7 separate regions of the Homo sapiens genome follow, and all the other regions are linked to region 3. The links are chromatin loops, found by intact Hi-C in ENCODE. Cell type or tissue: Caco-2. All regions are shown on one strand. Region 1 holds the start of ERICH2 (glutamate rich 2). Region 2 overlaps MYO3B (myosin IIIB). Region 3 holds the start of SP5 (Sp5 transcription factor). Region 4 overlaps MYO3B (myosin IIIB). Region 5 overlaps MYO3B (myosin IIIB). Region 6 overlaps MYO3B (myosin IIIB). Region 7 overlaps MYO3B (myosin IIIB).

What was found. A loop is a pair of places that touch in the nucleus more often than their neighbours do. Peaks named below come from ENCODE experiments on the same cell type or tissue, not always from the same donor. Only the 100,000 strongest peaks of a DNase experiment are listed, where the experiment ranks them.
Region 1: it touches region 3 in a loop (5-fold over the local background); 16 of 110 quality-filtered maps call a loop at or near these places.
Region 2: a loop joins it to region 3, with 7 times the contacts of the local background. A loop is called at or near these places in 2 of 110 quality-filtered maps.
Region 4: a loop joins it to region 3, with 5 times the contacts of the local background. A loop is called at or near these places in 2 of 110 quality-filtered maps.
Region 5: a loop joins it to region 3, with 6 times the contacts of the local background. A loop is called at or near these places in 22 of 110 quality-filtered maps.
Region 6: a loop joins it to region 3, with 4 times the contacts of the local background. A loop is called at or near these places in 2 of 110 quality-filtered maps.
Region 7: it touches region 3 in a loop (3-fold over the local background); 2 of 110 quality-filtered maps call a loop at or near these places.

The regions. Positions count from the first base shown.
Region 1 is chr2:170,769,195-170,773,194 of GRCh38, reverse strand. ERICH2 (glutamate rich 2) reads right to left here and starts at 2,817. Exons shown (of 10, transcript NM_001290030.2): 1 at 2,008-2,817. The coding sequence starts at 2,513. ERICH2-DT (ERICH2 divergent transcript) reads left to right here and starts at 2,429. Exons shown (of 6, transcript NR_110185.1): 1 at 2,429-2,493. RefSeq lists silencers at 1,720-1,859, 2,180-2,239. In Caco-2, no CTCF peak of the experiment used is centred here; DNase peaks (open chromatin) are centred at 2,394 and 2,824; H3K4me3 peaks cover 2,871 bases.
Region 2 is chr2:170,460,284-170,464,283 of GRCh38, reverse strand. MYO3B (myosin IIIB) reads right to left here. Exons shown (of 35, transcript NM_138995.5): 24 at 839-916. Among named protein-coding and RNA genes, the nearest start is that of MYO3B-AS1, 110 kb to the right of the region's middle. In Caco-2, a CTCF peak has its summit at 2,219; a DNase peak (open chromatin) is centred at 2,211.
Region 3 is chr2:170,713,510-170,717,509 of GRCh38, reverse strand. SP5 (Sp5 transcription factor) reads right to left here and starts at 2,173. Exons shown (of 2, transcript NM_001003845.3): 1 at 1,947-2,173; 2 at 1-1,251. The coding sequence starts at 1,997. The coding sequence ends at 106. All of the region lies in intron 5 of ERICH2-DT (ERICH2 divergent transcript), which reads left to right. It overlaps LINC01124 (long intergenic non-protein coding RNA 1124), which reads left to right and starts at 2,943. Exons shown (of 1, transcript NR_027433.1): 1 at 2,943-4,000. RefSeq lists enhancers at 222-1,011, 1,012-1,799, 1,800-2,589 and a silencer at 2,807-2,856. In Caco-2, a CTCF peak has its summit at 503 (motif pointing left); DNase peaks (open chromatin) are centred at 529, 1,629, 2,209, 2,649 and 2 weaker places; H3K4me3 peaks cover 4,000 bases.
Region 4 is chr2:170,454,297-170,458,296 of GRCh38, reverse strand. The region is part of intron 23 of MYO3B (myosin IIIB); the gene reads right to left. Among named protein-coding and RNA genes, the nearest start is that of MYO3B-AS1, 110 kb to the right of the region's middle. In Caco-2, no CTCF peak of the experiment used is centred here; DNase peaks (open chromatin) are centred at 2,046, 2,467 and 3,316.
Region 5 is chr2:170,395,394-170,399,393 of GRCh38, reverse strand. The region is part of intron 16 of MYO3B (myosin IIIB); the gene reads right to left. Among named protein-coding and RNA genes, the nearest start is that of MYO3B-AS1, 46 kb to the right of the region's middle. In Caco-2, a CTCF peak has its summit at 2,155 (motif pointing left); no DNase peak of the experiment used is centred here.
Region 6 is chr2:170,444,616-170,448,615 of GRCh38, reverse strand. The region is part of intron 23 of MYO3B (myosin IIIB); the gene reads right to left. Among named protein-coding and RNA genes, the nearest start is that of MYO3B-AS1, 96 kb to the right of the region's middle. In Caco-2, no CTCF peak of the experiment used is centred here; a DNase peak (open chromatin) is centred at 2,355.
Region 7 is chr2:170,528,147-170,532,146 of GRCh38, reverse strand. The region is part of intron 30 of MYO3B (myosin IIIB); the gene reads right to left. Among named protein-coding and RNA genes, the nearest start is that of MYO3B-AS1, 180 kb to the right of the region's middle. In Caco-2, no CTCF peak of the experiment used is centred here; a DNase peak (open chromatin) is centred at 1,756.

The sequences.
Region 1 (4,000 bases), 56 kb before region 3:
CCCTCTTCTTGCCTGGGGACCAGACTGCCTTTACAGGATTAACAAATTAGCCACGAGATTCAGAAATTGTAGTTTAGGAGTCATGCAACCAGAGGCCACAAGATTCTGAACCTCCCCAGTTGGTATTATTTGGACTCCACACTCCACAGACTTCAGGAAAAACAAAACAAAACAAAAAAACAAAAACACCTTTTATAAAATGAATTACCAACATTTAAAATTCAGATTTCAAAAAATTTTTATTTTAGATTTCTCTTGTAATATTGGAAGACATTACATGTTTTTCTTCATCCCACTTATGCAATTATTTTACTGTTTTGTGCTACTGGTTTTTATAAGCTACCTTGTAGTCTAATAGGCAAAGACAGAATGAATAAATAGCTAGCTAGCTACACACTCAAGCCCTGCAACTCTGGTGAGAAGGAGAGACAGAGCTGATTAAGCACTATCCTCTATCCTCAGGGAGCTTGGTGGGGGAAACATTACATGATGCAGGAACAATATTTCATGGCATAGCTTCAAATGTGTATACAAATGGTGTCAAGGATCATCCATCACTTACATTCATTTTTTAAACTGACTAAATATAAATTTTATATATTTCCTTTACAGTGTAATATAGTGCTAGGATTCCAGACTCTGGAGTCAGGTTGTCTATGTTTAAATCCCAGTAAACTGTGTGACCTTGAGCAAATTCCTTAACCTCTCTGTGATTCAGTTCCTCAACTGTAAAGTGTGGATAAAAACACCACCTACCTTATAGAGTTAAATTGCAAAGGTTAAAATAATTAGCTACCAATAAATAATAATAGTAGCACTCATCTCCTGCCAGAACTGCAGTTACTATAACTCCTCCTCCTATACTATTGTTAATATTTACAGCTCAGGGAGGCCAGTCCTGAAGGTGAACTGTCACAAATGAAGCCAGTTCTAAACGCCGAAACTGGATGGGGCAAAGAAGGGAGAAAACACTGAGGATGTGGCTCAACCGGTGAGCGTAGGTAGAAAGCTCTGGAATTCTGGAGTGGGTGCAATGAAATACCTAGAGATGCTGGAATTTCAGCTCTGGAAAACTCTTAACACGTAAAGAGAAATGTTATTGTTATTATTGTTCTCCAGAGATTACAAAAACCAAAACTATTTCAATTCACAAAAAACAAAATAAAAATTAAAAAATAAGTTGGATTTGGGGATCATTGTATTTGGTTTTTAGAAAAATGAAACATATTAAAAGACATTTCCGGTGTCCTTTTCAGATTTTTAAAAAGCGACTTCCAGGGGTTCTCCTAGGGTAAAAATAAGATTCAGCCAAGACACCTATGCCAAACAATAAATTGATCATTATACCATGTGTTACTTTAAATGCCACAGGGGCTCAGTGTAGAGTAGTTTGAGTAGTCAAAAGAACAATATCAACATTTTGGAAGTTTCAAGTCAATTTCATCATCTCATAAGATGAGAATAAGGCCCGGGAATATAAATGATTTGTCCAAATTCCATCGAAATTTGTATGGCTAGCAAGTTATATCTAGCTAGTAGTGATGTCTTAACTAATTTTCCAAAAATAAGTAAAAGAATTCCGGGCAAGGGCAAGGACTGAGGGAAGGGGGTCGGGAAGCCCTGGGATGGGCTGGGCCATCTTCGTTATTTGCGGGGAAGGAGTTGGTGCGTGTGCACCGGCCGGTCAAAGAATGGTAGTGTAGACAAGCCTGTCAGAATCGCCCAGTTATCTCCACACCCGTGTAGACACGAACGGCGCTTCCTCACCTCTTCCGACCACTGCGGGAGGAGGGTGCCGCAAGCCAGGCGCACCCCAGTGGCGCGCATCCTCCCTTCCCGGCGGCCCCTGGCAGCCACGGGGCCCGGGGCCCAGAGCCAGAACCAGGTGCGGTAGAGCGGTCCGCAGACTCGGGCGCCCGGTCTGGGGGTGGTCTGCTGTGGGGGCTGGGTCAGACTGCACACCGGGCTAGGGAGAGGGAGACCGGTCGTTGCCTCGGAGTGTCTTACCAGCTGGCGGCCCTCTTCAGCAGACCATCCGAAGGGCACACACCGAGAGCCAGCCCGGCTAGCTGCTCGCGCGGAGCTGGGGGCTCCGAGTCGGGAACGCAGCGTCGCCGTGGAGACTGCACGGCGCGTGGAGGAAGCTCGGGCAGCAGCCGAGGGTGGGGGCTGGGGGAATTGGGCGACGGCGGGGGAGGTGGCGGGGGCGGGGGCGGGGGCAGGGGCAGCCCGGGGAACCACGGAGAGGCAGGGTGGAGGCGGGCCCAGGCCGTAGGGCGGTGGAGGGCGCGGGACGGAGCGGGCGCGGCGAGGAGGGCCCGGGGCGGGGCTGGGAGGCGGGTCCGGGGGGGCGGGGCGGGGCGGGCGGCCGAGCTGAGGGACAGCCCCGCGGTTGTGGGTGTCCCGCGGCGCCGGAAACTGGGCGCACACACCCTCGGATTGACGTGCGCACGCGCACCGGTTACCTTCAGGAGCGCCGAAGAAGGAAAGAAGGTTGGAATGTCGGTGTCCATACCTGATTCTAAGCGAGGGAGAGGGAAGGGGGCGGGGTGGCCTCAGAGTTTTAAACTTGGGGAGTAAAAAGAAGTCTTGAGTTGGGAGAGATGGGTGTCCCTGGTAGTGGATGAACAAGTGTCCCCTGCAGGACTTAGTCCCCCAACCTGAGGTCGCCCCAAGAAGATTATGGGTCTCCGGGGGGAGTCCCTGGACGCCAGTTTTCCCAGAAGTCAGATTCAAGTGATTAGAACCAGAGACCCGGCTCTCCCCCAGCTAGAGCAGCCCAGGTTCCCTCTAGCGCCAGAGCTGCTGCTCTGCCACGCCGGCCAATGGGAGGTATTAGTGTTTAAGTAACTGCTTGGGTCACAGTAGGGGGTGGGGAGCTTTTCTGTTACAGAATTCTAAAGGTCCCTCAAGCTTGGCTTCTAGGAAGGAATTGGTTATTTTTCTCCACTTGGGATGCCGGAAGTAACTAGAATCAATTTGTTGCTAGGCAACGTGTTTTGAAGGACGCGTGTTTGTTGGACTCAAATCTGGATTCGACTTTCACATGGTAGACACATAATATCAGGTGTACTCCCTATTTAATCTCTGGAGTTGCTACCCGCTGAGGATATGTACCTTGGTAGATGGTTGTGAAGCTAAAATGACATAAAAATGTATAAAGCTCTGACATGTGGAAGATGCTTAATAAATAACAAATTTTATTATTATTATAATAAAAATAGAACCAGCTGGACCATTTCCGGAACCAAGAGAATACAGAGACGTGGCCATTTTTTAATTCTCTTAGTCATCTGTTCACATTCATTCTTTAAATCTCCTGTGAGCCCTTGATGATAGGTAGGAGGCAAAGGAAAAATGCCAGAATGGAAGTTTTTGAAAAGAACTCAATGGAGTCATTGACAAATACATCCCTAGTTTGATAAGGACATAGCAGGCCACTGCCTCCTCTATTACAGGAACACCCTTACATAGAAAATGTCTTGTTTGATTGAGGACTTTTCATTTAAACAAGGCCAAGGGTATGTCTTGATCAACACATTTGAAAACATTAGTTTTGTTGAATTTGCTTAGTACTGATGAATGGATAATGGCTGACTGGTTATTCCCATTGATCCACTACAAGGAAGTGTAAGAAAACCTCAAATTTGATTAAACTTTCTTTCTCTACCTATTCTTCCCCCTGACAGAAAAGCTCAAGTTCATTTGTAGGATGCAGTGTTTAGTTTACTTACTGCTCCTGAAGGGAGCAAAAATGGATTAATGGGCTGGGCACGGTGGCTCACACTTGTAATCCCAGCACTTTTTTTTTTGAGACGGAGTCTCCCTCTGTCCCCCAGGCTGGAGTGCAGTGGCGCGATCACGGCTCACTGCAAGTTCCGCCTCCCGGGTTCACGCCATTGTCCTGCCTCAGCCTCCCGAGTAGCTGGAACTACAGGCGCCCGCCACCATGCCTGGCTAATTTTTTTGTATTTTTAGTAGAGACGAGGTTTCACCGTGT
Region 2 (4,000 bases), 250 kb after region 3:
TCCACCTCCCAGGTTCAGGTGATTCTCCTGCCTCAGCCTCCCAAGTAGCTGGGATTACAGGCACCTGCCACCACACCTAATTTTTGCATTTTTACTAGAGAAGGGGTTTCACCATGTTGGCCAGGCTGGTCTCTTAACTCTTGACCTCAGGTGATGCGCCTGCCTCAGCCTCCCAAAATGCTGGGACTATAGGTGTGAGCCAATGTGCTCGGCCTAACAGTATTTCTATTGTGAAACTATCTGGACCTTAGCTCCCAGTCTCTAAGGGCCTTCCAACTCTAACGCTTTATAATTTGAAGACAAACAAATCTGTGCAAGAGTGTATATGTCTTATCTTTGCTATATAATGTGCATTTAACAGAGCCCTTCTAGAGACCATGTTTTTACCCAAAGGAGGCATTTAACTAGATGAAGTATCAGAAATAGGGATGGCAGAAATGGGAAATAATAGGGCTCAGACAAGTGGGTTTTACAAGGGGTCAATTCAATCTAGGAAAATAAAGTCAATGCTAAGACAGATTCTCTCAGTATCTGAACTTATAAGCCACCTTCTGGAACTTTATTAACTACTTTACTATTCAGTATGCTAGAAAAGTGGCTGCCTCTAGTAGCTTTAAGACCAAGAAGCAGCTCATATGCTAACAGAATCAGTCACTTAATGGGCAGGGTTTTGTGCCCAATGTTCTCTTCCTTCCTTGCTTCCACCACTTCCCCAACCCAATCTTTCTTGACTCTGTGCTTTGCCCTTGTTTCACTGACTCCATCTGGGCATCTCATAAGAAGGCTTAGACAGTCCTTTTTGGAAGCAGGCAGAATAGAGATCAAGAAGACTCCATACCCGGAAGTAAGAAGCCACAGTTTGCCTCTTCATGTTGGTGGTTTCTTCCGGATGCCGTATCACCTCCAGAGTGTCCACCTGGAAGCATAGGTGGAGGCAAGTGGTTTGAGGATCTAGGCACTTACCTCATGCTCCATGTCTTCCAAAATCCGAAAGCCTGTTTGGCCAAATACCTGAGGGGCCATGGTATTTAGGACACAATAGTGTATACTGTGGGGAGAATTTTTCAAAACATAGAAACGAAAGAATATGCATTGTTCTACTCATTTGACAATACCTCACTCTATAAAATACCATGTGGTTTCAGTGTAAACCCCTCTTATTTCTATACTTCTACATCTTCTAATGAACCCCTGTTAAATTCTCCAGTAAGGTCATATGAGACCAAACTATTGCTTAAAAGGAAACTTGGCAAAGGGCCATGAGGCGAAATGATTATAAAGACGTGATGGCCCCAAAGCCCAGGTTGTACCACAGGGAATTAGGCCAGCACCAGTTGCCTTCCACGTCGTCAGACTCTGATGCTGCAACCATCAGACTCCTCCTACCACCCACAGTTCCCATGTGCTCATTGCAGATAGGAGCTCAGGCACCAAATCACTCGGAAACCCAATGGAATGCACCTGTTCTCAATATCTATCCCAACTACCTGGGCTGACTGAAAGGAACTGATTGATGAAAACAATTGTAGGGGCTGACTGCAAGCAGCCTGTGTTCCATTATTATAATGCAACAACAAAAACCCTGCTTTGGTTTGCAGAGTGCATGAGTGGCATTTAGCACTGGCCTTGCCGTGGCAGCTTCCCATCTGCTCTGAACAGGTGGCAAGGGTATAAAGCAGAAATGTTTGAGATGGAAGACACTGCTGTCAGCATGTGGGTTAGGCTGGGTGGACTGCCGTCCAGGCAGCCACCTTCCCATGGGGTGAGGATGTCTGCAGCCTTGTTCAATGAAAGTGAAAAACTGGTGCTAAAAGGGGTGAGAGTTAGGAGGGGTGAATAAAGAGGCTTGCCTAAAGGAGTATGTGGGAGACTGTATGCAAAATGGAAGGAAATGCTTCATCTGGGATGGGTAAAGAAAACAGGTTCATTTAAGAAGGGGAGAAAACATGGAGCTAAGTTTTCAAAACCTAGAAAAACAACCTATCAGTGAGCAGCTCTATGACCCAAGTGAAGACATCAGAGACAGTGCAGCTTTATTTTAATGAGCTGCACGGCCGATGCCATCAGTCCATTCACATGCAGCTGAAACAATGATATAACTGCCTGTAGGTTTGACATTTTGATGTTTTCTAATGGGAAAGGAGGAAAGGAAAGATCCTGGGTTTAGAAAGAAGAGGGAACAAAGAGAAAACACAACACACCAGCACCACCTGCAGAGCGTGTTATACTCTCTCCGCTGTCACCAGATGGGTCCACTCTGGAGGTTTCTTTCCCTTTCTCACCCCCATTTGAGTACAGAACTCAGAGCTGGTGAGGTTTGGGGCAAATTAATCAGGTCTGAAGAAAAGGTCTTGGCTAGGGCCAGCCTTTGGCTAAATTGTAAATTCTGGATTTTCTTCAACTTTTTTCTCCTTATTTTCTTCTTCTACCCCGGCCCCGCCGACCTCCATACATATACATACACACAACTTTGGGAATTTCTCCACCACTTCTTTTTTTTTTTTTTTTAAACGGAGTTTCACTCTTGTTGCCCAGGCTGGAGTGCAATGGCGCGATCTCAGCTCACTACAACCACCATCTGCCAGATTCAAGCAATTCTCCTGCCTCGGCCTCCCGAGTAGCTGGGATTACAGGCGCCTGCCACCACACCCAGCTAATTTTTGTATTTTTGGTAGAGATGAGGTTTTACCATGTTGGCCAGGCTGGTCTCGAATTCCTGACCTCAAGTGATCTGCCTGCCTCGGCCTCCCAAAGTGCTAGGATTACAGACTTGAGCCACCGTGCTCGGCCCAGCCCTTTTTTTTTTTTTTTTTTTTTGAGACTGAGTTTTGCTCCCAGGCTGGAGTGCAATGGTGCGATCTCAGCTCACTGCAACCTCCACCTCTGGGGTTGAAGTGTTTTCCTGCCTCAGCCTGCTGAGTAGCTGGGATTACAGGTGCCCGCCACCACGCCCAGCTAATTTTGTGTTTTTAGTAGAGACAGGGCTTCTCCATGTTGGTCAGGCTGGTCTCAAACTCCTGACCTCAGATGATCCACCCGCCTCGGCCTCCCAAAGTGCTGGGATTACAGGAGTGAGTCACCTCACCCGGCCTCAGCACTTCTTTTTGTTAAGAGATCCTCCCTGAAGAAGCACCTCTTGCTTTGAACCTGGCTTTTCCTCCTTCATTTCCCTCCCTTTTTATTCAAATTAACTAGTGAGCACCAGCCCCCCAGGCAGCTGAAAAGCTCATTTATAATTTTCTATTGGTAGATGTTTATGAATTGACCTATTACCCTCCCTCAGAACTTATAACAGACACTTAGCATTTGAGAATTTAAGTTTAGTGACCAAAAAATCCTTGATGTGTATTAATTCAGCTGAAACACAATTTAAAAGGAATACTCTTATAAGAAAATTTCACATGTACCCCATAAATCTGCACAAATAAAATATAAATAAATAAAAGGAATAATCTGTATTGTTTTCAAGATCAGCACCAGTTCCCTACAGCAAATTGGAAAAATGCAGAGTTAAGCACCAATTTGCACTCTAAAAGTTATAAGGCTACGTGGTCAGGAGGTAGCTCCCAGCTAGTGACGGGCCCTGTCTAACTGCACAGCATCTGTGTTTCAACAGGACTTTAAATTCTGTCCTTGCAATCACATACAGAGTGATGTTTGGAAATAAAGTAAAAACCTATCCTTTGACATATACAACCTGGAAATGCTAATGCTTATCTGTAATTCACCACCTACATACTTAGTACTGTGTTTGACAGAATAGGTCATATGTCTTTTTTTTTTTTTTTTTTTTTTTGAGACGGAGTCTTACTCTGTCACCTAGGCTGGAGTGCAATGGCGCAATCTCAGCTCACTGCAACCTCTGCCTCCTGGGTTCAAGCGATTCTCCTGCCTCAGCCTCCTGAGTAGCTGGGATTACAGCTGCACACCACCACGCCTGGCTAATTTTGGTATTTTTAGTAGAGACAGGGTTTCACCATGTTGGTCAGGCTGGTCTTGA
Region 3 (4,000 bases):
GGCAACGGAGAGGGTCCGTCTGCTGAGTCTCCCCTCCGCCAGCTGCCCACAGGTCCCCGGATCTCTCGCAGAGGTGCTGGGAAGGGGGTCCACCTCCGGGAGGGCTCACAGGTCCCGCGCGTCCTCCCGCTTAACCCCGGCCTCAGCGACTTTGAGCTTCTTATTCTGGTGAGTCTTGACGTGCTTCGCGAGGTGGTCGCTGCGCATGAAGCGCTTGCCGCACTCGGGACAGGCAAAGCGCTTCTCGCCCGTGTGAGTCCGCAGGTGCCGCTGCAGCTCGTCCGAGCGCGTGAAGCTCTTCCCGCAGAAGAGCCAGTTGCACACGAAGGGTCGCTCGCCCGTGTGCCAGCGCAGGTGCGCCTTCAGGTGCGACGTCTTCCCGTACACCTTGCCGCAGCCCGGCACGTGGCACACGTGCTGCTTCTTCTTCCCCGGCTCCGCCTCGGGGGCGCCGCCCGCCGCCTGGCAGTTGGGACAGCGGCAGCGGCGGCACCTCCTGGCCGTGGCCGCCAGGGGGGCCTTGGTCTGCAGCAGCGCGGCGATCTGGCTCTGGTACTGCGCAAAGTCCGACGGGCCCAACACCAGGCCTCTTTGTAGGGCGGCGGCGGCCGCAGCAGCAGCGGCCGCAGAGGCGGGGAAGCGGGGCGCGTGGGGGGCCCCGGCACAGGCGCCGGAGAGGCCGCTTCCCGGAACCCCGGAGGCCCCCGGCCCGGCGCCCGCCTGCGGGATGCTCCACCACGGGAGGTCGTCGGGGGCCGGGTTGGGTGACAACTGGCGGCAGGTGGGCGGCGGGGGCGGTGGCGGCGGCGGAGGCAGCAGGTTGGAGTAGCCTGGCGGCAGCGCGGCCTGCGCCGCGTAGGGCACGTAGGCGGGCGCGCAGCTGGCGGGCAGAGCCGCCATGCTCGAGGGCAGCATCTTGACCGGCGAGAACTCGTAGGGGTACGAGGGGTCGGCGGGGGGTGTAAGGGGAAGCTCGTGCGCAGCCCCGAAGGACGGCTGCAGGTGCGTCTTCTGCGGCGTCAGCCCCAAGCTGGGATGCGGGGGCGGCAGTGCGCCTGGCGAGTGCGCCGGCATGTCGGCGGTCCACGGGTGGAAGAGCCTGGAGGGTGAGCCCAGCGCGGGGTCGTAGGGCACCTGCAGGAAGTCCGGGGGCGCCGCCGCGCCCGGCTGGCCGATGCGGCTACAGGTGGCGGCCAGCAATGCCAGGGGCGAGTGCTTGCCCAGGTCCGGGGAGGCGCTGGGGGTGCGGTCCTGCATAGGCGGCGAGGGAGGGCGGAGAAGAGACAAAAGGTTAGCTCCAAGCGCGGACTCCGGGCCAGCCCGCCGCCCCCACGCCCGCTATTATACCGCCGCCCCTCCTCCGTCCCGGCCGTCCCTCCCCCGCCACCGCACCCCACGCACGCACCCACCGGCCGAGGGAAACTTTTGGTGCCTGCGCTACCTGAACGTGGGGCCCGCGAGCGCTTCTTGCTAAACTACTTGGTGCACTGAGACGCCATCCAGCCTTAGAGGAAGCAGGCGCGAAGTGGGAGGGGGAGGCATCCGACGGGCCCCTCCCGGCTCCGTGGTCAGTAAGAGTCGGGAAACACCCACAACCCCGCCGGCCGGCCGCTCTCCCTCCCATCTTTTAAGCTCTCTTGTCCTCACTGCCTTCGCGCTCCTCCCTGGCCCGCCCCAGGCTGAAATCAGCAGGAGGGCCCAGCAGGGTGAGCTCCGGTCCTGTTCTCGGCCAGCCGGGCACCTCCGAACAATCCCGGATCCACGCGTCCCTCCAGCAAAGGCCACACCGGATTAGGTGTGAAGTTGGCGTGGGCACCCCTAGGCCTGGCTCCAGCTGCACCCATCGGCGGGGTTCCCTTTGAGGTTCAAGGTGCACGGAGTACCAGGAGAGATCCGGACACGGCCCTTTCCACCTTTCTCCCGCCCCCTCCGGGCTCGGCCCTGACCTGGAGAAAGGCCTGCAGCGAGTCGTTCCGGAGGACGGCCACCGCGGCCATGGCTACGGCTTGCAGGCCCCTGGCTGCGGAGCGGGACGCCGCCGCCGAGGCATGGACACCCGAAGGCGAGGACGAAGGGCCGCCCAGCCTGCCTCCCTGGCGCCTGCTCTGAGCGCCGGGGCCCTCCCCGCCCTTGCCCCTCGCCGCGCCCCGCTCGCTCGCCCCGCGCGCGGTCTGAGCGCTTCAGGATCACCTCCAAGAATTTGATAAGGACTTTGCTGGGCCGCCAGCCAGTCAGAGGGAAGATTTATGGCTTTGAAGTTTGCCGCTACCCAATCATCAAAGAATAGCGGCTCTTTCAGAAGCGAAAGCAAATCCTTTGAATCCACAAAGCTCCTATGGTGTGTTTGTTGGTCTGGATAAAAGAACTGATTATTAGGGGGGATGGGAAGGGAGGAGATAAAGGCGGGACAATTAATGAAGTAATCACTATGTGGGAAATGTATATACACAAATAATTGGATTTTCCTGATCAAAGGGGGCCTTGCCGCCTGGAGACCCGCGCTTGGGTTGCTCGAGACACTCTTCCCGCCCCCCCCAACATACACACACACACACACACACACACTTGCAATTAAAGATTTGCACCGACGCAGCGCCCAAAGTGACAAAGTGTCTTTGTTATCTCTGGAAAAATCTGCCTTCGGCTTCCAGGCGCCGGACTTTGAGACGGCAAAGAGTGTAACTCTCCCCTGTATTTACTTGCACACCCTGCACCCTCGCCGCACACGCACCCGCCCGCGCACACAGCGGACCCAAGCGAGATCCCCGGTGGGGCGTGGGACCGACAGCGCCCGGCCCGCCGCGTGTCCCCCGCCCGCCGCGGTGGGGCCGAGGGCAGGGCTGTGACCTGGGGCGGGGCCGGGCGGCCGCCCAGCGCGGCGTTGGGTGGCGCGCACGCTCCAGGGCCGCCCGCCTGACGAGCGACCGGGGCTCTCCTGTGACGTTCCTGCTGGCGACCTGGAAGTTTTCCTCAGGCCACAACTTTTGCAGAGTGGACCTGGGAAAAACACCCGCGCCGCGCATACCCTCAAAGCTGAGCTCGGCAGGACACCCAAGGCGACCCGTCATGCCCACCCGAGGGGAAGAAGCTGTGCTGTCCCGCCCCCTTCTCCCCAGGCCACCCAGGAGGCCCGGGCTGGGCTGTGGGGGGCCGAAAGCCCCAGCGCTGCTGGTGATTTCTCGCCCGGAGCCCCGCCAAGCCAGCGCGCCCTCTCGCAAGCCTGGCAGACCAGGAGCTACTGGAAAAAAGGCGCGGTCGAGGAAGCCTGGTTGTTGTGGTCCCACAAACCACAAATCATACGAGAGAGGATCCCGAAGGCGGGAGAAAAGTCAGTACAGACTTGTTCCTGCCACCTTTGGAAAGAAAAAGTTCCTCACCAGGCGCGGGGCGTGCTTTGCTCTGGGCAGGGTCGCGCTTGCAGGGGCTTGGGTGACCCCCATCCCTCCCTGGCGGCTCACCTCCTGCCGAGGAGGGCCACCTGCCTCCTCCTGGCCCAGGGCGCAGGGCGCGTCCTGCCCCGGCACTGCGGACGCGGGGATCGCCTCTCCCGGGCGCGCGGGCGGGGAAGGAGGAAGAGGCGGGCGGGGAACCGCGGGGTGCTCACCGCCCTGGGGCATTAGGGGTGCGGAACCGCGTTGGAGGCCTCGCGGCCCCGGCTCGCGAGAGCGCACTGCGGAGTGGCCGCCGGAGCTCGGCCTACTCCTCTCCCCCACCCACCTCCCGTCGGACACAGTCTCCACTCTCCAGGCCGCCGGCCGTGGGGGAGCCCCTAATCAGTTCGCGCCCGGCCTCTCTGCCCGTCTTCCTCACGGGAACCGCACTGCGACCGGGACGGACGGGGTGACCTATCTCCCGATGCAGCGTCAGAGGTTAGCCTAACTACAACGGACTCGGAATCTGGACTGTATAAGGATGCCCTCCGCACTTCCATCAGGGGTCGGGGATGCGATGCCTCCGGGCCCACCTTCTCCCACGCCCAGGGCGCGCCTGCGGAATGAGA
Region 4 (4,000 bases), 260 kb after region 3:
ACATTAGTCCCATAGATTATAATGGAGCTGAAAAAATCCCATTGCCTAGTAATGTTGTAGACATAATGTCATAGTGCACTTCATTACTCATGTGTTTGTGGTGATTTGGTGTAAACAAACCTGCGCTGCCAATCATATCGAAGCAGAGCATGTACAATAATGTACAGTATATAATACTGGATAATGATAGTAAATAACTATGTTACTGGTTTACGTATTTACAATACTTGTAATCATTATTTTAGCCAGGTGCGATAGCTCATGCCTGTAATCCCAGCACTTTGGGAGGCCAAGGTGCGTGGACCACTTGAGGTCAGGAGTTCGAGACCAGCCTGGCCAACGAAGTGAAACCCTGTCTCTACCTAAATATAAAACTTAGCCAGGCGTAGTGGTGGGCACCTGTAGTCCCAACTGCTCAGGAGGCTGAGGGAGGATAATTGCTTGAACCCGGGAGGCAGAGGTTGTAGTGAGCCACGATCATGGCACTGCACTCCAGCCTGGACAACACAGCGAAACTCTGTCTCAAAGAAACAAAAAAGTAATTATTTTAGGGTGTACTTCTTCTACTTACATTAAAAACAAAACAAAAAACATTAACCGTGGAACAGCCTCAGGCAGGTCCTTTAGGAGGTATTCCAAAAGAAGGCATTGTTATCATAGGAGATGATGACACTATGCGTGTTAGACCTTCTAGTTGGACAAGATGTGGCATTAGTAGAAGACAGTGATATTGATGATCCTGAGCCTGTGTAGGCCTAGGCTAATGTATGTGTTGGTGTCTTTGTTTTTCACAAAAAATTTTAAAAATAAAAGTAAAAAATTTTTAAATAGAAGTTTATAGAATAAAGATATAAAGAAAGAAGATTTTTGTACAGTTGTACAATGTGTTTGTGTTTTAAGCTAAGTGTTATTACAAAAAAAAAAGTGAAAAAGTCTTTTAGACAGACTTGTCCCAAACCATTCTTTGTTTTACAGGCCTTTTTAAGTTCATAAAAAAAAGTTAAAGTAAACTAAGGTTAATTTATTACTGAATAAAATGCATTTTAAAATAAATTCAGTATAGCCTAAGTGTACATTATTTATAAAGTCTACAGGAGTGTACACTAATGTCTCAGGCCTTCATATTCACTCGCCACACACTCACTGACTCACCCAGAGTGACTTCCAGTCCTGTAAGCTCCATTCATGGTAAGTGCACTATGCAGGTGTGCCATTTTTAATCTTTTGTACCACATTTTTACTGTATCTTTTCTATGTTTAGATACAAAAATACCACTGTGTTACATTGCCTACAGTATTCAGTACAGTAACATGCTATACAGGTTTGTAGTCTCACAGCGAAAGGCGATAGCTTATAGCCTAGGTGTATAGTAAGCTATACCATCTAGGTTTGTGTAAGCACACTCTATGAATGAACGACGACAAAAATCACCCAATGACAGAGTCCTCAGAATATATCACTTTATTAAGTGACTGATGACTGTATTTAACTTTTAAAAGCCTCTGTTTTCCTCATTAATAAAATTGGTTAGTCAAAACTGCTGCCTTGCGCACATATAACAAATAACATTAGTTCTCCTTCCATCATTACTGTGATTGATTTAGTTTTAGCGTAGTTTTAAATATCAAGGATGCAAAGTGCGTTCAGTGGCAGAAGGAGAGTTCTGCTACCATGCAACTCAGCAAGGAGATCTTTTTATTTATTGGTAAGAAAAATAGTTCTAATGAAACTGTTGGGGTACAGAAACATATACCCCATGTTGAACTGGGTTCATATACCCCATGTTGACATGTTGAACTGAAGAAGAATCAAGGTCTCTCTGATACCCCCAACCCCCATCTCTTAATCCTCTGTCTCTCCCATAGCCCAGGATGAAGCTGTTCTCTGAAATTCATTTATCTGCCTAAAGCCTAGACCCACCAAAGAAAACAATTACCTGTGATCCCTTCCCTGAGTTTTTCATTAACTAAACTCCTATCACAGGAAGAAGGGCTGCAGTCTGTCAACACAACTGGACAGACTTGTCCCAAACCACTGTTTGTTTTGCAGACCTAACAGACTTTGTCCCAGGCCATTGTATGTTCTTCAAGGCCATTAAATTCCCCTAAAATCATTTACCGCCCCACCCCCCCACCAAAATATCCACACTTCTCCATCTCCCTCTCCCTTAAGAAGGGTATATAACCATCTGTGTACCATTTGTCTGGTGGGTAATCACTCTGTGATTCTCCCCTATTCCCGTTAATACATCTGTATGCATTTTCTCATATTAATCTGCCTCTTGTCAGTTTATTTTCAGCAAACTTTCAGAGAGTGAGGAAGTCTTCCCTTGGCCCCTATAAGACCAATATCAAAATGATCAATAGAAGCCATATTCTGGACAAAACCATTGTCTGTCTAACCCAGTATACTTTCCTCCTACAACACGGACTTACAAAACAATGTAAGTCAGTTGGAGCTGAGCAAGCGTGCTTTCTGCCCACATGATAAACATCCTGTTTGGTTCCTTGTGAATGATTAGCCTTCAGAGTAGTCACGAGTAAGTTTTACAAATTGTGTTACAGTCCCTACACCACAGCAGTTGAGCAAGCTTCTATATACATATGGGCTCCACACATGGAATTTTAAATAGTTATCAAAACTTGAGTAATACAGTATCTATTGAGTGTTTCCTATCTGAAATCACTGTACTAAACACTTCCTATGTTATGTCACTAAATTCTCAAAATAACCTATGAGGTAAATAATATTATTCTTCCCATTCCACATATGAGGAAGTTAAGACTAACATATTTTAGGTAGAATTCCCAGAGTCCTACAGCCAGTAGATGGCCATGCCTATATCTGAACCCACTTTGATTCCTAAACCATATTTCTTAAACATTATATACTGCCACTGAAACCACCTTTGCAAAAATTATAACTGAGACAATTATTACAGTGAAAAGAGATCTGATGACTCCATCTTGCTTCTAACCTCCAGCCTGTCCTTTTTCATTCCTGGGTGTAAGCTGAACTAACTTTAGGAGGAATTTATAGTTTTGCTTTGAAACAAAGACAATAACAGCCCTTTCCCAAAACAAACCCCCTTCCTTCCTGGGGACTAGACTGCCTTTGCAGGACTAACAAATTAGCCACAAGATTAGAAATCATGGTTTAGGAGTCATGCAGCTGGAGACTGCAAGATTCTAAATTTTTCCAAATTGCTCCTGGGGATAACATCAGTATTGTAAGACCTAAGATCAATGCTTGAGGTATTTTACAGACCCGGCACTCGATGGAACAGCTAGCACCACCCAGCTCAATAAACTGGCTCATCTGGTCTTGTGGCCTCAACCCAGGAATTGACTCAGTGCAAGAGGACAGTTTCAACTCCCTATGATTTCATCTCTGAACTGACCAATCAGAACTCCTAATGCACTGTCCCCCCTACCCACAGAATTATGCTTAAAAATTCAGATCCCCAAATTCTCTGATTTTAGTAATAAAAAAAACTCTGGTCTCCCACACAGCTGGCTCTATGTGAATTACTCTTTCTCTAGTGCAATTTCCCTGTCTTGATCAATTGGCTCTGTCTAGGCAGTGGGCAAGGTGAGCCCGTTAGGTGGTTACAAATTTGGGGGCTGGTCTGGGATTGCCTTTGTGGCTACCTGCCCGTGGTTCGGTAGCCCCTCTCCTTTGATGGATCCAGAGGCCAGCCCAAGCAGCCACCTAGTTCTCTTGGATTAGGGGCTGACTCGGGCACTGTCTCTACTGGCAGGTCACTGCCAGCCCAATGTGCATGAATTTAATTGCAATAGAGAAATAGTCCTGCGGAGACATTTCATAACTGTAGCCCCATGGTAGGATGTCTGTCTGTAGCTCCACCACAGGGTGTCTGTAACTGGAGCCGTATTGCAGGGTGTGTCTCTGTCTGTAGCCCAATCTTGGAGTGTCTGTAGCTGTAGCCCCATTATCGGTGTCTGATTTGGTGGGTATTCTAGGAGCTGCCAACACCTC
Region 5 (4,000 bases), 320 kb after region 3:
CAAGCAATTCTCCTGCCTCAGCCTTCCAAGTAGCTGGGATTACAGACATGCACTGCCACACTCAGCTCTTTTTGGTATTTTTTAGTAGAGACGGAGTTTTGCCCTGTTGGCCAGACTGGTCTCTCTCTTTTTTTTTTTTTTTTTTTTTTTTGAGACGGAATTTCGCTCTTGTTGCCCAGGCTGGAGTGCAATGGCGCGATCTCGGCTCACTGCAACCTCTGCCTCCCAGGTTCAAGCAATTCTCCTGCCTCAGCCTCCCGATTAGCTGAGATTACAGACATGCACTACCACGCCCGGCCAATTTTGTATTTTTAGTAGAGATGGGGTTTCTCCATGTTGAGGCTGGTCTCAAACTCCTGACCTCAGGTGATCTGCCCACCTCAGCCTCCCAAAGTGCTGGGATTCCAGGCGTGAGCCACCACTCCTGACCAACAACTGACTTTTAAACAACACAGGTTGGAACTGCACATGTCCTCCTATACATAGATATTTTTCAACCAAACACGGATCAAAAATACAGTATTCACAAGATGTGAAACCCACATATACAGAGGGCTGACTTTTCATGTCCTGACTGCAGGACTCGAGTATGCTTGGATTTTGGTATATGAATTGGGGGTTCCCGGAACTAATCCCTCACATATACGGAGGGACTATTATATTTGTTCTTTGCTCCCAGTTCCTGGCACAAAAGCATCTAAAACCCTTGAAAGTGAGTGATAGGAATGCTAGGAGTCTTTCGTTATTTACAACAAGCCCCTTTCAACCATACCTGAGTTTATACTAAGCAAGTGACTCTTGGTGGACCTCTAGATAGCTTTAGGATGGAGAGCTGGTTGCCAGAGGAACCAATCATGTGATTAGAGAGTTCGAACTTTTGGGTCCTCCTCAACCCAATCTCTGGGGAGCAGAGAGGGATTAGACATTGAGTTAATCACTAATGGTCAATGATTAACCAATCATGTGAATATAATGGAACCTCCGTAAAAACCCCTAAATGATGAGATTCGGAGAGCTTTCAGGTTGGTGAACACATGGGTGCTGGGAGAGTGGTGTGCTCAGAGGGAATGGAAGCTCTATGTTACTTCCCACATACTTTGCCATATGCATTTTTTCCATTTGACTATTCTTGAGTTGTATCCTTTTTTTTTTTTTTTTTTTTTTTCTTTTGAGACAGAGTTTTGCTCTTGTTGCCCAGGCTGGAGTGCAATGGCGTGATCATGGATCACTAAAACCTCCGCCACCCAGGTTCAAGTGATTCTCCTGCCTCAGCCTCCTGAGTAGCTAGGATTACAGGCACCTGCCACCATGCCCAGCTAAATTTTTGTATTTTTAGTAGAGATGGCATTTCACCATGTTGGTCAGGCTGGTCTTGAACTCCTGACCTCAGGTGATCCACCCGCCTCGGACTCCCAAAGTGCTGGGATTACAGCCATGAGCCACCACGCCCAGCAGAGTTGTATCCTATATAATAAAACAGTAATGGTAAGTAAAGTGTTTTCCTGAGTTCTAGAAACTATTCTAGCAAATTATCCAACCTGAGGAGGGAATTGTGGGGACTCTCAATTTATAGCCAGTCAGTCAGAAGTATAGGAGACAGAAGTATAGGTATCTGGAGTCAGAGTAGTCTTGTGGGACTGAGCCCTTAGCTTGTGGGATCTGATGCTAACTCCAGGTGGAGAGGGTCAGAATTGAGTGAATTGTAGGACACCCAGCTGGTGCCAGATAATTTGCAGGTATGGGGGAGAAAAACCCACATATTTGGTGTCAGAAATGTGAGTAAAAACGGTTCCGATTATCTAAGCTCTATTTTTATATTGAAAGTTGAATACATATGTATCATTAATGGTAAAAAGAAATTAAGGTGTATTTACTTATTTAAAAACTTACATTTTCTATACGTGAAACAACGAAATATATAGCCAGGAAAATTTTGCATTTTATGCTTATAGACAGAGAAAAGTACTTTCACAAAAATACTCAGGCAGGTAACTTGATTTGGTACTCTACACAGCAGCAAAGGAATAGGAACGGTCACTGGACCATTGATAAAGCATTGCCTCACAGATTACAACTTCCTATAAACATTACTCAGTAAAGCCAAAAAAAGGAACACAGACTATAATAGTGACATCTGCTGGATACCTGATAATGCTACAAAGACAAATGAAGATTTTAAACGAGGCTTCTACAATGGATAAATGTTATTCTTCCAACTTCTAAATCAAAGGCAATATGTCATTTTTTTTTACTTTAAGAATCATTGTTTAATCACCCAACTTAAGAGTGGCTAAGGAGAACACCTACTAAGTAGGTTTTCTGGGACTTGCTCGGATTTAACATGACAGCACCTCGTTACTTTGATCAATACAGTGTGAGGCTTGCTCACTACACTGAGCAACTCCCACAGAGGCAGATCCCAGGGGGTAAAACAGAGACTCTTGCAGTGAGTTCTACATCAGCTGTTTCTATATCGAGGTTATCTGAAACTCTCAGTACTCTTAGAAAAAATAAATGTATTTCCTGTAATTAAAACACACATCACACAAAGACTCTCTCTCTCTCTCTTTCTTCATGTATTACAGTACAAGCTCTGAAACCTCCCAAAATAAGACTTCCAGCATTTCACCACTGGGATAATCACCATAGAAAATGACTGTCAAAGACTATACCCTTGAAACCAGCATCTTGCCCCGTTGCTTCTCTGGCACTACCCTCTTCAGCATAGTGCCTAGACAACCATTTAAAGTGAAAAACTATCTATGACCCTGAGAAAAACTTTTAGGTTCAAACACTGTGTGAATCACTGAAATTAATGACCGATTGGGTCTCCTTCCTTGATTTAGTGAGAACTAACAGCGGGGTAACCAATGCTCACCTTATTAAGGAGTTTATATTTCTGGGCTATTCCATCCACTTGACTCCATCAGTCCTAACCTTGGGTTAATTAGTTCTCCCTTTCTGATCTAGGAGCCTCTGCTTTCAGGTCAAAACATCAGTTACACTCATGGCAAAATTCAATTAGTTATATGTCCACCTGAGGGATTACTCTTCCTGCCTTAAAACTTTTCAATCAAATTTTTCTTATTGTCTCCCCAACAGACAGCCAGGGAAGGTTTTTTCACCTTCTTTACCTTGTCCATTTTCTCTTGCTTCATCTCCAGCTACAGAGCCTTTCCTGGCATCTCTGCCTTTTCTGCAGAATCTTGCTACGCTGCTGTCTCTTTTTATTTCTACCAGTTTTCAGCTTTCTATATTATAAAGTGGAATAGCTTTACTCAAGAAGACCAAGTCCTCCAACTGGGTTTCTCAATTTATTGTTGATGGGTATAAACTGTTTCACTACCAATCAACAACAGTGGGGAAGAAAGAGCATTTCTCCATCAAAGCCCCACTGCAGGATGTCTGATATTTTCTTCTCTTTTCTCATAAGACACTTCTTTTGATGTAGTATTCTCTTGATAGAGTTGAGGCTAATTGAAAAGTAGAGAGAAAACTTAGTTTTCTCTGTTAGCCTGGCGCTACTCTAAGAAAATCCCCCTTGGCCTGGCTCACAGGCATCTCCGGTAGTTGTTTCTCTGGTATATCCCTAGGAATTTACTTCCGTTCCCAGTCTCTCTTTCCTTTCTTTCTTTTTTGTAAATCTCGTCAGTTTTTCATCAGTTCTTCCCTAAGCACTGCATTAGGACCAGCTGAAGGACCTCCCCACAGGCTCTGTTCCAACACTTCTCGGTCTCCTTTGCAGAGGCTCACAACTTTTGTCATCTTAAAAGTCAATGGTATCCTATTGTCTGTCATCAAGACATTAGAAATCCTCAAGACTCCCGAGTCATATTTTCACATATAATCCTTCAATCTCTCTTCAGAGCAGTACTCTCTCAATTCATAATCTATTTTGAAGAAAGGGAAGAAATTTTGCGCCGATCTCAAAGGCTTCTCCCTAACCTCTCCAACAGGGATCTATAGTGTACGTCCAATCTTGACCATCACATAGATCATC
Region 6 (4,000 bases), 270 kb after region 3:
TGTTCTATAAATGCATTAAAACTATAGATGAGGATACTAACACCCTTGTCATGTAAGCCTTGAAACCCCAACCAGGCACCTATGAGTACATGCAGACAGCTGCAAAGCAGTTCTACTCCTCTTACCTAGGGGTCAATACCTAACCCCACTATGCCCCCTGTTCAGCAGGAAGATGTTAGAGTGGTCTTCATCCTTTTTCCATCTTCATAGCCCACATCTGAAGAATAAGGTGTTACAAAACCCAAAGAAAGGGACTGAAACTACCTTTACAAAAATTGTAACTGAGAAAATTATTACAGTGAAAGAGATCTAACATAACTGACTCCATCTTCCTTCTAACCTCCAAGCTGTCCTTGTTCATTCCTGGGTGTAGGCCGAACTAACTTCAGGAGGAACTTAGTTTATAGCTTAGCTTTGAAACAAAGACAATAACAGCCCTTTCCCAAAACAAATCCCCTTCCTGCCTGGGGACTAGACTGCCTTTGCAAGACTAACAAATTAGCCACAAGATTAGAAATTATGGTATAGGAGTCAAGCAGCTGGAGGCTGCAAGACTCTAAACCTCCCCAGATTGCTCCTGGGGATAACATCAGTATTGTAAGACCTAAGATCAATGCTTGAGATATTTTACAGACCCTGGACTCGATGGATCAGCTGGCACCACTCAGATCAATAAACTGACTCATCTGGTCTTATAGCCCCAACCCAGAAACTGACTCAGCCCCAGAGGACAGCTTCAACTCCCTATTATTTCATCTCTGGCCTCACCAATCAGAACTCCTGATTGACTTGCCCCCTACCTACCAAAGTATCCTTCAAAACTCCAATCCTTGACTACTCGAGGAGACTGATTTGAGTAATAATAAAACTCTGGTCTCCTGCGCAGCCAGCATTGTGTGAATTACTCTTTCTCTATTGCAATTCCCATCTTGATCAATTGGCTCTGTCTAGGCAGTGGCCAAGATGAACCCACTGGGTGGTTACACCACCCGATGTGGTTTATATAACTTATAAAATAAAAGTCTGAAAGCACGGTATCAGTAAAAAGATTTGCCTCATTTGTCAACTAAGTTTACTCTTGGATACAGATATAGACTCCAAAGAATCCCATAAACCATCTAGATTTTGGCAATAAATGAAAACTGAAGAATTTCCTCCTGTTCTTAGTTAGCGCTCCCTATTTGCATGCTGAAGCCTCAGAAGTGTTCATATTTATTATCTTCTTGACAAAGCCTCTTTAGAAGAATTTTTATTGCTATCAAGTGATACATCTATCCCTTAAGAAGAAGAAAAAAAACCCGACAGCACCACTGGTCTCAAACATCGTTAGAGTACTGAATAGAAAGCAAGACACATTGAAAACTGACTGTGCAGTGCTGCTCCATGTGTTGGAGCTGATAGAGTCAAGGACATGCTATCCCCAAACATGGGACTTAGGCATTTAAACAGCAGAAGCAGGAAGGCCACTCTCACCTTCCCACAGCTCTTCTCTGAAGCAGGCCAGAATACCTAGGAAGGTCACTCTCTGCCATTCTCCCTCCCTTCTCCCCTGAAGACCCTCATGTGACAGATGTCCTGACCTGAGGTAAGGAATACCCAGAGGTAAGGAATGTCATATAGGGACACCAAGAAGAATTTGAGCAAACAGTCCTTGCTAAGTAAGCTCCAGTTTAATACCATTAAATCATACCCTTTTGTTTTTCAGTCATAATTCTGTACAACTGACCACAAAAATACACAGATTTCCCTGTTTCTTTGGGTCTTCATATCTGATGGCTGTCATGTCATCTAAAACTTATATTAAATAAATTTGTAGGCTTTTCTCTTGTTAATCTGCTTTTTGTTATAGAGGTCTCAGCCATAAACCTTTTGATGGGTGAGGAAACAATATTACTTTTCCCCCACACTTACAGAGCCGAGCTTTATCCAGGGCCACTTCTGTAATTTTACCTTGGATAAGTCAGATAGTAACTGGAGTTGGTTTTGTTTCATTTTTTATTGCTATTACTGCACTTCATATTTTTGATGCCTTAATTATTAGGATTTTCAACTCATTTTCTAAGTGAAAACAAATCTTTAGTCATTTTCATCAGACCCATACACATTATTATTAATAACGTAAATATATGCCACACACTAGAAGGCACACTTTTCATGTGGGCAGGGTCTGAGCCATGGTAGATAGTACAGGGAGGGAGGCAACACTTTGCTGGTACTATGGGTGTGGAAGGCAGGGGATATGCCTTAGTCCAGTAGTCAAAAATCAAACAGAGGAAAGGAGAGGAATGTGGGTTGACAGGAAATACGACACGGGGTTCTTTAATGTTTCTGTGTCATAATCCCTTTTAGAACTGGTGGAAGCCAGTGACTCCAAAAAACCACAAAGACAATCCATCTTCATTATCTGAGGATTTGCCTACTTGCTAAAATTTATTTGTAACCCAAAGTCAATATCTGCAATGCTTTCATGGTCATTCACAGAAATGCTCAGTCCCCTGACGCACACATTTCCAGCTGATGTCAAAGAAGATGATGCTCTGCCTTCTTATTTCAGCTCTCATAAACAAGTGTCCTTTTTGAGGTCTGTTTAAGTACCACATTTTTTTTTTGCATTTTTGTGATTTTTCCATTGGTAATTTTGCTGTTTAAAATGCTGCCCCCGACCCCTGCCCAACCCAGGGTGGATGTGGTGGCTCACACCTGCAAACCCAGCACTTTGGGAGGCCAAGGCAGAAGGATCACTTTAGGCCAGGAGTTCGAGACCAGCATGAACAACATAGCAAGACCTCATCTCTACAAAAAAAATTTTTTTTAGTTAGCCAGGTATGGTGGTGCCCACCTATAGTCCTAGCTATTCTGGAGGCTGAGGTGGAAGGATCCTTGAAGCCAGAAATTCAAGGTTACAGTGAGATATGATCATGCCACTACACTCCAGCCTGGACCATAAGAGTGAGAACTTGTCTAAAAAAAAAAATGGGCCAGGTGTGGTGGCGAGCGCCTGTAATCCAGCACTTGGGGAGGCCCAGGTGGGCGGATCACCTGAGGTCGGGAGTTGGAGACCAGCCTGACCAACATGGAGAAACCCCGTCTCTACTAAAAATACAAAATTAGCTAGGCCAGGTGGTGCATGCCTGTAATCCCAGCTACTCAGGAGGCTGAGGCAGGAGAATCGTTTGAATGCAGGAGGCAGAGGTTGTGGTGAGCCAAGATCACGCCATTGCACTCCAGCCTGGGCAACAAGAGTGAAACTCTGTCTCAAAAATAAAAAAAAAAAATGTATCCCCGCAAGTGTGGTGCTGTCTAGTGTTTCTAAGCACAAGAAGGTTGTGATATGCCTCATGGAGAAAATACTTATTGTTCAGGCATGTGTTACAGTGCTATTGATTGTGAGTTCAATGACACAAATGCTGCAATTGACATACTGTTTTATATTTTAAAATACTGACTATAATTATTTAGAATAAACATATATTAAATAGGGTGTCTTTTAACAGAAACATGTGTAAAATGAGGTTATGCATTGATCACTTCACAAAAATATTGTGGCCTAAGTATTGACCCCGTATTTCCTCCTGGAAGCAATGGTTCAGTATTTGCTGATTCAGAGTTTGCAGCAACTTTAGAGAGCACAACTTTTACAAATAATGAGAACCAACTGTATTAAATACAGATAAAATTTTACATGCGCTATCAAGAGGCCATCAGAACCACTGAAACTCCTGTGTAAATCCTTCTAGAGGCCCAGATAGTACTAATGTTTTGCCGTGAAGTAGCAAGGTTGAAATGTAGGGTATTACAATGAATTATAATAGCAATATTGGTAAAAAATTATTTTTAACAAAAAATGATTTGAGTTCCCACTCTGCAAATAAGTCTTTTATTCTCAAGAAAAGTAAATATAAATATGTACATCTGTATCAATTTTGGAATACTATTCAACAGTATTAACGTGTGGCCAAATTGTTTATTCTTTATTAAATAAATTTTCAGTGTAAACCAA
Region 7 (4,000 bases), 190 kb after region 3:
GATGTTGTCTTCTTCTCAATACATCATAACAGGAGGCACATGCTGTCAGTTTGTTCAATTACTGGTGATGCTAACTTTCATCACTTGGGTTAAGGTGGTTTCTGCCAGGTTTCTTCACTGTCCTTTTGTAATTAATAAGTTTCTTATGGGGACTTACTCTGAGACTATGCAAATAGTTTATTACTCCTCAAACTTTCACATAGTAGTGTTAGCATCCATTCATAATTATTGCCTGAAACAATTATTTTTGCAGTTGCCAAATGATGATTTTCTGTTTTCTTAATTTCATCTACCTTTATTATTTCATATTTTATTGTAAGTCAGAGCTCAGCCTCTTCTCTTCCTTCCTTCCTTCCTTCCATCCATCCACATGGACTCATGATATCTTATTTTATTCAATGGATTATACTCTTTTGTCATCATTTACTTTGATACTCATAGTTTGGCACTGGATGATTTTAAAGGGTTGGGAGTAACAGACTTCAAAATGAGTACAAAATGCATAATACTAAGGATGACTTAAAGTGGATGCCTCAGAGATAACAACAACTCCTCTAATCACTACAATTTGTGAGTGCTTTTTATGCATCAAATGAGATGCTACATACTTTGTATATGTTACCTCATTTAACTTTCATGTCTTGGTGAGGTAGATATTGTGCTATTTGATCTTCCACTTAAAGATGAGGAAACTGAAGCCTTGAGAAAATAAGTGCGTTTATGAAGTTCTTACCCTGTAGTAGCAGGTCTAGTGGACTCTAGGGCCCTTGTTGTCAACCACAAGACAATCCCACAAGTAGGTGTAGAAAACCCCCAGGAAAGAATAAGGCTTTAAAAGCTGGGTTACACTATTCCTGAGGGTAGCTAGACACTTTTTCCAGGACCTACAGAGAAATCTGAACTTTTTGCATTTTTACAAATGGGGCATTTGGAAACTGTCTACATGTCTGTCATCACTCCAGGTACTTCCCTAACCTGCTTTGTGGAAACCATCCTACCTGCCTGAAATCCTGTAAGGAAAGCATAAAGAAAGAGATCATCTGTGTCAATGTCAGCAGACACAGATCCAGAAAGGCATGACTTGGTTGTGTCGCCCAGGGAAACATTCCTATGGGTCAAGATAAGACAAGTGAAAGCCATGTTGGGGTGGAGGAGAGGGAGGGGGAGAGGACTAAGGGAACAGTAGAGCAGAGAAATTCACTATCTATCCAATTCTTTAGATCCCAGGTGAAGACAAGGCTGTGGCTTCCACTGTTTGCCCTCCCTGCAGGCTAATATACTAAATCTTTCTTCTGGCAACAATGCCCCTTCCACCTTCACCACACCACCACTTTTAATATGAAGTTTCAGATTCTGAGAATGAGCTTAGGTGAAAGGATGCTTCATGCTAGTAAAAATAATTTAAACAACTGCCCTCCCTTGGAGAAAAAAGCACAGTTGGATCTGAGAATAACATCCTTGCTCTCCCAGGAGGAACAAACTAAAAATAAAAGTCAACAAGGTGCTTCCTGCCAGTCAGTAAATCCAATAAGCAAAGACGATGCCTCAACCTGGCGCTGGGTAGTTAACAGCTAGCCTGACTCCCTGCACCCGAGAGCGGCCATGTGGTTCTCAGAGCTAACAGCTGCCAAGCAGAACCCCTCAGATTAACCCATAGGTGGTGTTGAACCACTTCCCATTAAGATATTTGCAAAGCAAACAAAAATGATAGCCCCACTCTGAGTCCTGGGAGCTGGCCAGGAGCACTGGCTGTTCTTGTTGACACAAAGAGCTCTCCCGGGAGGGTCTGGATCAGAGCGAGGAAGGCCACTCCCACCTGCGTCTCCAGACTGTGTTGATCTTAGGCCATTAGAATTTTGGTATCAGGGACTGTTTATTATCTAATTTCCCAAGCACAGCAGTCGCTAGAGCTCTGTTTCACGAGAGCTCTCTATTGCTCTCTGTCTTCCCCACCTACACCATTCAGATAAAAAGAACAAATTCACCCCTCCTCCTGTTTTGTCTATTCATCAAGGAGACAAGTCTGAGAAGTTACTAAGATGCACACGGAGATGTTGTGGCATTACTACTGTTAACAGCTTTTAATGGCAAATACTCCAGTTTCTTCTTAATTTAAGGTGACCAGGGCGATGCTAGTGGAAAATATATTGGCATATTTGTTTTTTATAGTGAGGAACAAGCTGCTATTTAATTCACAAAATATACTTGGAACTGAAACACCATTATGTTTTCCTTATAACCCAGTGAAGAAAGTGAAGTTAATAAAATTGTGAAAATGTACAAAGTTAATCTTCTTTCAACATGTAGGATTATAATCTAGGTTTCATTATGTGTTGATAATGAAGCACTCTTATATAAAGTTCATTTTTACAAAATTTTGTTTCCTGCAATATTTTCCACTTGAGTCCATTTTCCTTTCTCAAACTTTTCAAAATAGGCTCAATATGTAAAGGTCTTTTGGGCAGAAACTCATTCTGAGCGGGAATATAATAAAGAGCTTGATGAGGATACAACGTAGGTACCAGCAATGTGCTGAATTTCTATGGGTAATGCAGGAAGGGGATGAGGGATGGAGAAATGGTTAGAGATCAGATTTTCTTATTATTTGAAATTGTCTTTTGGATCAGAAACCAGAACTTTAGAGACGTAGATATAAATAGTATAAGGAGAGAGACAAGAAGAAAGAAAAAAAAGGAAGAAGGAAGGGAGGGAGGGAGAGAAGGAGGACAGAAGGGAAGGAAGGAAAGGAGAGGTCTAAGGGAGACTGAAATTTTTTTTTTTTTTAACTTTTATTTTAGGTCCAGGAGTACATGCTCCGGTTTGTTATATAGGTAAACTTGTGTCATGGGGGTTTGTTGTACAGATGATTCCATCACCCAGGTACTAAGCTTAATACCCAATAATCATTTTCTCTGCTCCTCCTCCTCCTCCCGACCTCTAACCTCAAGTAGGTTCCAGTGTCTGTTGTTCTCCTCTTCGTGTCCATGTGTGAGAGACTGAGAGTTCTTTAGAAAAAGTAGAGGCATTATCATGCTAAAAATATCATACTAAAAAATTGACTTTTTATAAGAAAGAAGAGAGCTATCAGGTGAAATTAAACAGCAATTTTTTGGAATCTTGAGTACATGATTCAGTTTTAGATGAAGTTTATTCAAACGAAATTAAAATGGGTTTGAAAATGTTCAAGTTTTCCAGAGAGCACGTGAGCCTAACCTTGCTAGTCAACTTTGTAGAGCAACATTGTTGACAGCAAGTCTGTTTAGGGATAGATTAATGTAAACATAAACGTTCATGTCCACAGGTGATCACATTGAAGGCCTTGATGGGGATGATGATGTGACTTCAGCTATATAGAAGAAATGTTAAAAAACTGAAAATTGGTTCCCATGCCAAACCGTCCATCGTCGTCTGATGCATTGGGCACAAAAATATTTGCCTTGAGGCTGGGCACAGTTTCTCATGCATGCAATCTCAGCACTTTGGGAAGCTGAGGCAGGTGGATCACTTGAGGTCAAGAGATTGAGACCATCCTGGCCAACATGGTGAAACTCCGTCTCTATCAAAAATACAAAAATTAGCTGGTCATGGTGGTGCACAGCTATAGTCCCAGCTAGTCAGGAGGCTGAGGCAGGAGAATCGGTTAAACCCGGGAGGCAGAGGTTGCAGTGAGCTGAGATTGCGCCACTGCACTCCGGTCTGGCGATAGAGCGAAACTCCATCTCAAAAAAAATAAAATAAAATTTTGCCTTGAAGTGTGGATCACATGGCAGGCATGGGATATAAGAAAACCCAAGTCAAACATGCATTCTAACATCATATCTGCTGAAGTCCACCACATCCTAGTTCCTAGCAACTGACCCTCAATTTGAGATATTAACCATAGGCAGCTACCAGCCAATAAGTGAGCTTCCTAAAGAAAACACAGAAACATCTTCCCAAACTTGGAGCTTATTTTTGAGTTAGGAAGGTAGATGCATCACAGAAAAATGACATGGTGTTA